Regions from separate parts of the Homo sapiens genome. Here region 1 is linked to region 2. Evidence: chromatin contacts called from ENCODE Hi-C or POLR2A ChIA-PET data. All regions are on one chromosome and are shown on one strand. Each heading gives the region's core, a stretch centred on a gene start or an enhancer-like site at or near the end of the contact. The rest is flanking DNA. Distances are from core to core; before and after follow the strand shown. Region 1 has its middle 22 kb from the start of TNRC6B. Region 2 overlaps GRAP2 (GRB2 related adaptor protein 2).

Region 1 (5,147 bases), core at 635-3,134, 220 kb before region 2:
TATTTTTCAAGAGCATAGCTTCCAAGGATGGCAAAGGGTGTGAGAGAGTCGGTAAGATCTGGGTTCAAATCTAAATTGCATTTCAAGCTGCATTACCATGGGCAAGTTACCTACCCTGATCTCTGAGTGAAATGGAGATGAAATGGTGTAATGAGTGGAAATGACAGAGTAAAACATATTTAAGCAAAGTACCTTGTGCACAGAAAACCCTCGACAAATGGAGTTATAATTTTTATATGACAGACCTTTGACCAGAGTGTGGGGGTGGAGGGCTGTGCAGTGGACACGGAGAAAAGCACCTGAAGTGTTTCTCTTGTCATTCTACTGGGACTAGATGTCTGGCATTCTAATTTGCTAAAGATGAATTGATTCCATCAGCCCATGCAAAATGTAAGTGCATTTGATAGAATACAGCAAAGCTAGGATTTATATTGTGAGCTATTTTTAAAATTGCCTGGTTAGCAAATTAAACCAGCTGTGAAAATATCCTGGTTTCCATTCACAACAAATACAAGACGAGCCATTTTCCTTTAATGAATCTGGCCTCGTGGCAGCATAGTCCATTCTGCATAATTTATTCCTAAGGGTTTTAAAGACATAATTTTCTTAAGACAGACCAAAATTAAACTATTTTCTAGGAAAAAAAATATGAATGAGAGAAGTTTCTCTGTATAGATTTTTGGTAAATTCCATAATCACTGGCCCATTCAATTTAGGAGACTAATGTCTGAATAAAAAATAGTAGTTATGTCAGTACTTTAAGCAGTCTTAACTGTTTTTCCTTTAAAAGGGCATATGAAAAACCAGTCTGCTCTGCAACACAATTTTTCACATTCTATGACGGAGAGAGGAAAAAAATTCACTCACTGCTATCAAAAAGCTACCCAACAGACTCCCAACTTCAGGTTTAAAACCAATCACCCCTGGCTGGGCACGATGCCTCACACCTGCAATCCCAGCACTTTGGGAGGCCGAGGCAGGCAGACCACCTGAGGTCAGGAGTTCAAGAGCAGCCTGACTAACATGGTGAAACCCCATCTCTACTAAAAATAGAAAAATTAGCTAGGTGTGGTGGCGGGCAACTGTAGTCCCCGCCACCACACCTAGTCCTATTTAGGAGGCTGAGGAAGGAGAATTGCTTGAACCCAGGAGGCGGAAGTTGCAGTGAGCCCAGATTGCACCACTGCACTCCAGCCTGGGTGACAAGAGTGATACTCCGTCTCAAGAAAAAAAAAAAAAAAAAACCAACAACAAACCAATTACCCCTTAAGGAGTTAGGGGAGAGATCCTGAATTATTTGGAATGTTGGCTAAGTTATATTATTTATAATTCCTGTTCCTTTAGAGAAACAATTTGTTATTTAAACAAAGATCAGCAGTGTAAATAACCAAATGGAATAGAATTTCAGAAAGTACCATTCAAATAAATTCACACTTAGATTGCAGGGAAATGGTCTATTAGTTTAGTTCACTTCAGAAAGACAATACTGAGAAAAGGATGTACCATTTTATACTTTCTTTGGAAATCAACCAAACAGAATTAGTTCAATTTGGAACATACTGAGCCTTAAAGCCTTTGCTACAACATAACATAAATTTTGATTAGGCGAGTGTGAAAAACTGTAACGCTAACTTTCTTGTCCTTCTAGTTAGTTGGTCTATAAATAGAAGCAATGCATTAACAGCCACCAAAGCAACTGGTGAGTTCCCCAATGTCTCCAACGTATACATCTCTGACAAACACGCTTATCAGCATGTTGAACCAAAGTGTTTCCGAGGATCTGTAATAGGACTCTTTTTAAATAAACTGTGACTCACTGTTTGCTTTCTTCACCAGGAGGTGGAGTCTTGCCATGCCCTTCCATTACAAAATCCTCCTGTTCCACCTGCAAAGGCAAGCACCACAGGTCAGCAGCAGTCAGTAACTACAATGCGACTCACTCCAAGAACCCACACCTGCCCTGTGCAGAACCACAGGGCCGTTTCACTGTGGTGCACAGAACAGAAGCCTGGGCCAATGGTTTTCAAACTTCTCCTTGAGTGATTAGATCTGCAGAAAAAAGGAAACATGTTGATCGGCAAAACACATAACTCTGACAAAGGATTAGCATCTAGAATATAAAAGAACGGTGATGAATCAATGAGACAAAGACAACCTACTAGAAAAATCTGCAAATAACCAAGCAGGAATTTCACTGAAGAGAACACATAAACAGTTTCTAAACATATGAAAAGATGTTCAATCTTATGTCAGTCAAGAAAATGCAAATTAAAACCATTTCACAACTACTAGGTTGGCTAAAATTAAAGTCAGGTAATACCAAGTGTTGACAAGGGTATGCAGCAATAGCAACTCTTATCCACTCCTAGTGGGAGGGAAAACTGGTATAGCTACTTTGAAAAGCAGTTTTGTCAGCCAGGCAGGGTGGCTCACGCCTGTAATCCCAGCACTTTGGGAGGCCAAAGCGGGCAGATCATGAGGTCAGGAGATCAAGACCATCCTGGCCAACATGGTGAAACTCCGTCTCTACTAAAAATACAAAAATTAGCTGGATGTGGTGGTGTGCGCCTTTAGTCCCAGCTACTCAGGAGGCTGAGACAGAAGAATTGCTTGAACCTGGGAGGCAGAGGTGGCAGTGAGCCGAGATCACGCCACTGTACTCCAGCCTGGGCGACAGAGCAAGACTCCGTCTCCCCCAACAACAACAACAACAAAAAGTTTGCATTATCTATTACATTTGAAGATGCATTTACTGTACACATTAGTAACTGCACTTACTTATAGGTATATACCTAGAGAAGCTTTTGCACATATACAAAAGTATTTATAGTGGAATTATTTTTAACAGAAAAAAATAGAAGAATAAACATCTGTCAACAGTAAAACAGATAAATAGGCTATGGTGTTTTCAGAAAATAGAATACTATATTGCATGAAAATGAATGAACTACAGCTACACACCTCAATCTGGGTGAGTTACAAAAAGGTAATCAAGTGAAGGAAGCAAGTCACAAAAGAATGCATATGTAGTATGATTCTATAAATATCAAGTCCAAATATATATATATTTTAGAGCAAATTGAAGCAGAATATATATATATATGTATATATATATATATATATATATATATATATATATTTTTTTTTTTTTTTTTTTTTGAGATAGAGTCTTGCTCTGTTGCCCAGGCTGGAGTGCAGTGGTGCGATCTCGGCTCACTGCAAGCTCTGCCTCCCAGGTTCACACCATTCTCCTGCCTCAGCTTCCCCAGCAGCTGGGACTACAGGTACCCGCCACTATGCTCAGCTAATTTTTTTGTATTTTTAGTAGAGATGGGGTTTCACCGTGTCAGCCGGGATAGTCTCGATCTCCTGATCTCGTGATCCACCTGCCTCGGCCTCCCAAAGTGCTAGGATTACAGGCGTGAGCCACCACGCCCAGCCAGAAAATATGTATTTTTAACCATATGTATGTACATATAGGCATACATACGTATATACATGCTTTTATTTTATTATTTATTTATTTATTTATTTTTGAGATGGAGTCTCGCCCTGTCACCCAGGTTGGAGTGCAATGACGTGATCTTGGCTCACTGCAACCTCCACCTCCCAGGTTCAAATGATTCTCCTGCCTCAGCCTCCCGAGTAGCTGGGATTACAGGCGCCTGCCACCACGCCCAGCTGATTTTTGTATTTTTTTAGTAGAGACAGGGTTTCACCATGTTGGCCAGGATGGTCTCGATCTCCTGACCTCGTGATCCACCCGTCTTGGCCTCCCAAAGTGCTGGGATTACAGCAGTGAGCCAATGCGCCCAGCCCATGCTTTTATATTTAAAGATATAAAGAAAAGGCTGAGGGCTATGGCATGACCCTGTAAGTCCCAGCTACTTCGGGGGACAGAGGCAGGAGAATCAATTGAGCCTAGGAGTTCAAGACTGTAGCGCTCTATGATCACACCTGTGAATAGCCACTGCACTCCAGTCTGGGCAACACAGCGAGACCCTAAGTCTTAAAAAAAAATAAAGAAAGCCAATAATTTCTTAATATTAATATTAATTAATATAATTTCATAAATGGAATTATTCCCTTTCTTTAATGATTTATTATAATTTAAATTACTAATTTTATTTAAAAATTAAAATTTATATTAAATACATATACATTATTTAAAAAGTCAAATAACATTAATACTACCGGCTGACAAACAAAAACAGTACTTTCCACCCCTGCCCCACCCTCACAACATAAGCCTCCATCCTCCCTTCCTCACAATGTAAGTTACCGTTTTTGTTCAACTCAATATTCAGTGCTAACAGTGCTATTATGTAGTAAATATATACAGCTGAATCATATGGAATGCTATAATTAAATTTCCTTTCTTGTATAATTTTGGTTTCCCTGGAACTAATAATTACCACTTCCTCTTCTTATTCTTTTTGTTTTTTTTTTTCTAGCTTAGTATTTGTTATGTATTTTTCATTAATTCATCCTCAAACTCTCCAACAGAACTGTAAATCTCCTCTTAATCAGTTCAAACACTTCAGGTAATCTATCAGTTTCACTCCGCCTTGGAGACACCCTCAGGGGTTTCTCCTGCTCCGAACTGGATTGATTGCTTTCTAGGCCACTGAATCGCTGACATCTCGCTAGGGATGTCTCCTCCTCTTCATCTCTGGAATGCCCTCCTCTTTCTCCTAAGCTGGAGCATCTGTTTCCCAGATCCTCTGTCTCTTTTACAGTTTACTCACTGATTCAGGTGGAGTATATATTCCAGTGATTTCCTGATAAAAGGTATATAGAAGGTGAATTTTTTTGAGACCTTGAATGACTGAAACGTCCTTGTTTTATCCACACATATAACTGACACATAAAAATGTTTTATTTATTTTTATTTTTTTTGAGATGGAGTCTCGTTCTGTTGCCCAGGCTGGAGAGAAGTGGTGTGATCTTGGCTCATTGCAGCCTCCCCTCCTGGGTTCAAGCGGTTCTCCTGTCTCAGCCTCCCGAGTAGTTGGGACTACAGATGTGTGCCACTACACCTGGCTAATTTTTTGTATTTTTAGTACAGACAGGGGTTCACCATGTTGGCCAGGCTGGTCTCGAACTCCTGACCTCAGGTGACCCATCTGCCTCAGCCTCCCAAAGTG
Region 2 (5,784 bases), core at 585-3,084:
AAAAGTGTCAGCAGAGGACGGCATGACCACAATTACTTTAATCTTGCTGTCACTTTTACTTACGCTCCCAAGCCCTCATTTGTTGTTGGAATGCTGGTCATTTTTTCAGCTCACTGATCTCAAAGCTTGCAAAAGTGATCATCTATCCATAGAGAAGCTCCCCTTGCTTCATTCGATAAGTCTATCCCAGAAAAGTGGGAGGGCCTGACATTTTTACAAGTAAAGGTACTAAAAAAATGCCAGTAAAAGGGATAATATGGCAAATTCCTTTCATCAAATGAATTATAATATTCTTATTTTTGGGAAATTTTGTTCTTTCTAATTTGAGTTTGGTTCAACACCTCTTGTATTTGTCTTGTTTAAAATAGTTCTCTTTCTTTTTACTTGCCAGTTTTGATTAAATAGTGCCCCTATCCTAGATTCTCAAAGTTGGAAGTGGCCCAGAAAGTCAGTCTTTTTCCCTAATTCATTGAGATGATAGACAATGGGCATCGGGGACGGCTGGGATTGGAGTGAGCTGACAGCTTGGTGAATTGTTTACGTTGAATCAAAAGCTCTTTCATCTGAATTCTGTGCTAAGAACCACAACAAGAAAGAAAAAGAAAGAATGAAAGAAAGAATGAACGAACAAAAGAAACAGAAAATGAGAATCACAAATCCCAAATTCCCATTTCTAAGCTGAAATAACCCCAGAGTCCTTGACCACCCTTCATGTGACAAGGTTCCAACTCTTGATCTCCTGGTCATTTTCCTCAGGTCTCCTGTCAGTTATTCAATATTTTTCTCAAAATACAAAATACATTATCTAGACTTGAACCCAGTATTCAAGATATGGTCTGAGCTGGGCTGAGTAGAATAGGATGATTTAATCACTTCATTTGTACATGAAGATTTTGTAATTGTGTTACACTGTTGGCTGGTTTTTTGTTTTCTTTTGTTTTTTTTTAGATAGGGTCTTGTTCTGTTGCCCAGGCTGGAGTGCAGTGGCGTGATCATGGGTCACTGTAGCCTTGACCTCCGGGGCTTTAGGCATCCTCCTGCCTCAGCTTCCCGAGTAGCTGGGGCTACAATCGTGTGCCCCCACACCCCGCTGCTGTTTGGGAATTAAGCAACAATAACTACAACAAAAGCCCGGGTGCTTCCCAACATGAAGATGGTCAAGCTGGACCTCTCCACCTCTGCAACGGGTTTCTTGAAACCAAAATGCAGGGCTTCACATTTAACCTTTCTGACTTTCACTGTGTTTTTGTTCTCCCCCTTTGGCCAATTTCTCAGCCTATCACAATTCATTCGGGCATGGATTTGTACTCCTAACCCTCTGGTTATATCTTTCAACTCTTCTTTCATAAGTGAACTTCATGCCTTTTTGGTTTTTGTTTTATAATAAATGGAAAATGGACTTTTGAATCAGGTAGGGCTGGGTTCAAATCCTGGCTCCTTCATTCATGCAAGTTGGTTATCTTTGAACTCAGTTTCTTTACCTAAAGACCTCCTCCAGGTTGTCATTGACCACCCTTTAATCAACACTCTGAGTATCAACTTGAAACCTACCCAGTTAAGTAGTTATCCTTCAGCCTATCTGTCCTCATTCTGCTCTGTAGGGTGTCATGCAAAGCCTGGCTGAAATCAAGCTGTGCCGTGCCTGTGGCCCTTTTCTTATATGTCACTCTAATAACCCCACAGGAAAAAGAAAGAAACCGTAACAGGGTCAACTCTTCCTTCAGGGCCATATTTGGGGAGATGCCAAGTGGAAGAAACTCATCTTTTCACTTACTGTCCCTCTTCGGCAATTGCTTTTCCGCTTTCCTCGACCTCTTTTGCAAGCCATAGACTTTCCTTTTGTGAGGCAGCTGTCACCTTAGCTACTGTGTTCCTGTTCCTCCTCCACCCTATTCTCCTTGCTTGACAGAGCAAAGGCCCCTGTGTGTTGAAGCTTTTGACACACAACTTTCTTTCTTTTCTTTTTTTTTTTTTCGAGACAGGGTCTCGCTCTGTTGCTCAGGTTGGAGTGCAGTGGCGCAATCTTGGCTCACTGAAACATTCGCCTCCCAGGCTCAAGAGATTCTCCTGCCTCAGCCTCCTGAGGAGCTGGGATTACAGGTGCCCGCCACCACGCCTGGCTAATTTTTGTATTTTTACTAGAGATGGAGTTTCACCATGTTGGCCAGGCTCATCTTGAATTCCTGACCTCTAATGATCCACCTGCCTTGGCCTCCGAAAGTGCTGGAATTACAGACGTGAGCCACCATACCCGGCCTTGACACACAACTTTCTGAGGGTCATTTTTTCCATTTAGAATTTGTTAATGTCATGTTTGTCACATGACCTCCCAGATCCACTCAAGTCTCTCTTGTCATTTCAGGCCTTCAACAATCTTTCCCCATCCTGTCTGTCAAAATTAACTTTAGAAAATCACCTGCACCATGCAAACATGCTTTAGTAAATAGCTTCCCTTTGTTCTCTAAGCACTCCATCGACATCCTTGTCTCTGCACTGGTCTTCCTTCTCCCATCAAACTCACATTGCTATGTATGGTTGTGCAGGTTGCTCACTGCATAAAGGCCTCAGGCTGAGGTTGCAGTAAGGGCTGAAATGCATCCAGTGCGCTTCTCATCAAGCTGTGAGTCCCAGTATGGGGCTGCATCTGTTTAGAACTAGCACATTCTTCTTACTTAAACAAAGGCACCGGGTCTAATTTCAACTGCTCCTTTAAAGCTTTACTCAGGGCCTGCCCCCCTCATACCCCATGGTCTCACTTTCTCTTATTCTTCCAGGGGACTTGAAGTTATCTACCCCTTGCTCAGTGCTGCCGCCATCTGGGTAAGGTAGGCAAGCACATGAGCCTTGGAGTCAGGCTGCCAGCATTCAAACCCTTCTCTACTACTAGTTTTCTGAGTGACCCTTAGCAAGTTATTTAACATCTCTGAGCCTCAGTTTCCTCATTTTAAAAACAGGGATGATAATAGTGCCTGCCTCATAATGTTCTTGGGAAGAATATGTGGAATATCCATCTAATCCACTTAGTATGGTGTCTGGCACATAGTAGGCACTCAATAATTCAATAGTTGTTAGCTATTGCTACTTTTTTTTTTTTTTTTTGAGACAGGTATCATTCTGTGGCCCAGGCTGGAGTGCAGTGAGGCAATCAGGGCTCACTGCAGCCTCCAACTCCCAGGTTCAAGTGATTCTCCTGTCTCAGCCTCCCAAATAGCTGGGACTACAGGTGCATGCCACCACATCCAGCTTTTTTTTTTTTTTTTTTTTTTTGTAGAGACAGGGGTCTCCCTATGTTGCTCAGGCTGATCTTGAACTCCTGGCCTCAAGTGATCCTCCTGCCTCAGCCTCCCAAAGTGCTGGGATTAAAGGCATGAGCCACTGTGCCCAGCCAGCTATTGTCACTTTTATGCATAGTCCTTAATAGCTAACAACTATTAAGACATGTTGTGGCTCGCAGGAAGTATGAATAAGAAAATGTACACCTCACCAAGTAGGGTTGTCAGATAAAATACAGAATGCCCAGCTAAAGTTAATTTTCAGATAAGCAACCAATAGTTGTTTTAGTATATGTATATCCCAAATCTTTACTTTCTCCACAGAAATCTCAAAGTGGTGGACTGAAGCATTGTTAAGAAGAATAGCAAGGACTCGTTTGATCTTTTCACCCTTTCATCTCGAATTTCCCTGCTGCCCCTCACCTCATGCAACGCCTGTCCCACAAGATTTCTTACATGAAAACCGGGGAGTGGGCTAGCCTTTGGGATAAGCAGTATGAAGGTTCTAGAATGAAGCCTTTAGATGTTCTAGTGAAGGTTGTGGTTTGGAATAGAAGTATATAATCTCACTCATATATCCTGTGAGCCACAAAATGTTGTACCTTCTGTTTTCTCTACCTTTCTTGTGTTATTTGCTGCTTTTAATATTGTGTGGGTCAAAAGGCATGCTTTTACCATTATATATTATGGAATACTGTGTGTTTTGATAAATAAGTTTTATATATTGGAATTTCTGTTCTTATAAGGGAATTTTTCTTGAAGTCCGTATTTGTGGTAAAGCAGAAATCTTCTAAACTCTCTTACATATTCAGACATTTCTCTTGTGATTACTCTGGCATTTTACATTGTTACTCTCAAATTCGCCATCTACTTTCTCATGCCTATAACTCGTCAAATTTTTCCATGCTTGGCATCTGCACCACAGCAAAAAATTTCCTGGGCACCAGCCCCAGTAAATTATTACTAGTCCCATCGTGTAGTCATCAGGTTGACATTTACTTGTACCACCCATGTATCTAGTCCTGATGACAAATAATCCTTGAATTGGCTTATAATACCCCATCCTTTCTTTATATGATTTGCACCATCCTAGAACCTTGTCTCTTCCTGGAACCATTTCAGAGGAAGTTACAAAACCACCAACAGTACCAAATGTGGTTCTGTTGTTTGAATGATCTTCTCTCTTTAATAGCCTTTCATTTCAAGTCCTCCATTACTGACTCCTTGCACAGATTCTTCTCTCTCCTTCCTCTCTCTGTACTTCCAGGAATTGGTGATTTCTATCCAGGTTCGTTTTCAGATTTTCTGCTGCTTAACTTCACAAGGCTGTCTTGCCCACCTTCTCTCTCTCAGGAGTATCCATATGCTTTGTGTATTCGTTCAACAAACATTTCCTGTGCCCCACTCTGTGTCAAGCCCTGTGTAGAGCATGAAGATCCAGTGTGGACTAGACAGCCCATCTTAAGACCTCAGACAGTTCAGTCTTGTAGGAAAAACAAGTCAGCCAAACCAGTGAGATCAGCATGATAAAGGAACCACACCTCAAGTGGTTCAGGAACCCAAAGGGCAGGCTCCTAATCTAGCCTAGGACGGAGACAGGTGCAGGAGGGATTAGTGGAAGCTTCCCAAATGAGGTGACAATTGAACTGAGTCTTGCAGACAAGTAGCTAGGCAGAGTAGAGAGCTCATATATGACACACAGAGAGAATGGTGTGTGCAAATAGGAGTTGGGGACCCAACTGGTTCAATCATGGACTGGCAGGAGATGGGATCAGTGATTGGACTGGGGGCAGATCATGGAGGACATTGAAAGCATGCCAGGGACTTAGGACTTCATACCAAGGATGATGGGAAGTCATTGGACATTTGAAAACATTTGCATTCAGGAATGTTTAATCAGATGGCAGTATGAAGGAATGGAGGGCAGGGTGAACCGAAGATGGAGAAAGCATCGCAGTAGTCTTGGCTAGTAATGATGAGGGCCTGAACTACAACAGTGACAGATCATGCTCTTTCTTTTGACACTGGGTCTTTCCACATGTTTTTATCTCCATAGTAAGTACTTTACACATTATCTCATTTAAAGCATGCAAGAATCTCAAAATAAGAACTGCTATTGTATCCAGCTGACAGATGAGGAAAGTGAAGCTCAAAGGGGTTAAATAATCACCCAAGTTCATATGTATCAAAAAATGGTGGAGCCAGGATTCAAACTCAGCCTGTGCACTTAAACAGTATTCTCCCTTGTCTTAACTCAAGGGAATCACTGTGAATTATGACCAGTTGGAAGGGGGCTAAAAGACAGAAAAGAGTCTAGAATGGTGTTATCCAATAGAAATAGAATGCAAGTCACAAATGCCAGCCATTATGCCATTTTAAATATTTTGGTGGCACTTTAAAAAGTAAAAGAAAATTATTTTTAATAACTTATTTAACCCAATATGTCCAAAATATTATCATTTCAATTTGAAATCAATATAAAATATTATTGAGATACTTTGCATTATTTTTT

The links. Hi-C counts contacts between places; a loop is a spot of excess contacts on that map. ChIA-PET counts read pairs that join two places held with the same protein, here RNA polymerase II (POLR2A). Pooled maps may share reads with other maps.
Region 1: a pooled map shows a loop between it and region 2 (3-fold over the local background). The contact joins two enhancer-like sites. A Hi-C loop is called at or near these places in 1 of 50 pooled maps. POLR2A ChIA-PET finds 5 or more read pairs at or near these places in 3 of 52 experiments (PC-9, activated T-cell and naive thymus-derived CD4-positive, alpha-beta T cell).

The regions. Positions count from the first base shown.
Region 1 is chr22:40,152,853-40,157,999 of GRCh38, reverse strand. It overlaps a transcript of TNRC6B not described here. Among named protein-coding and RNA genes, the nearest start is that of TNRC6B, 22 kb to the left of the region's middle. Within about 2 kb of position 1,884, at least 8 of the 41 ENCODE cell types and tissues checked have a DNase peak (open chromatin) inside an H3K27ac peak, as active enhancers do.
Region 2 is chr22:39,930,032-39,935,815 of GRCh38, reverse strand. All of the region lies in intron 1 of GRAP2 (GRB2 related adaptor protein 2), which reads right to left. Among named protein-coding and RNA genes, the nearest start is that of TMA7B, 27 kb to the left of the region's middle. RefSeq lists an enhancer at 2,240-2,904. Within about 2 kb of position 1,834, at least 4 of the 41 ENCODE cell types and tissues checked have a DNase peak (open chromatin) inside an H3K27ac peak, as active enhancers do.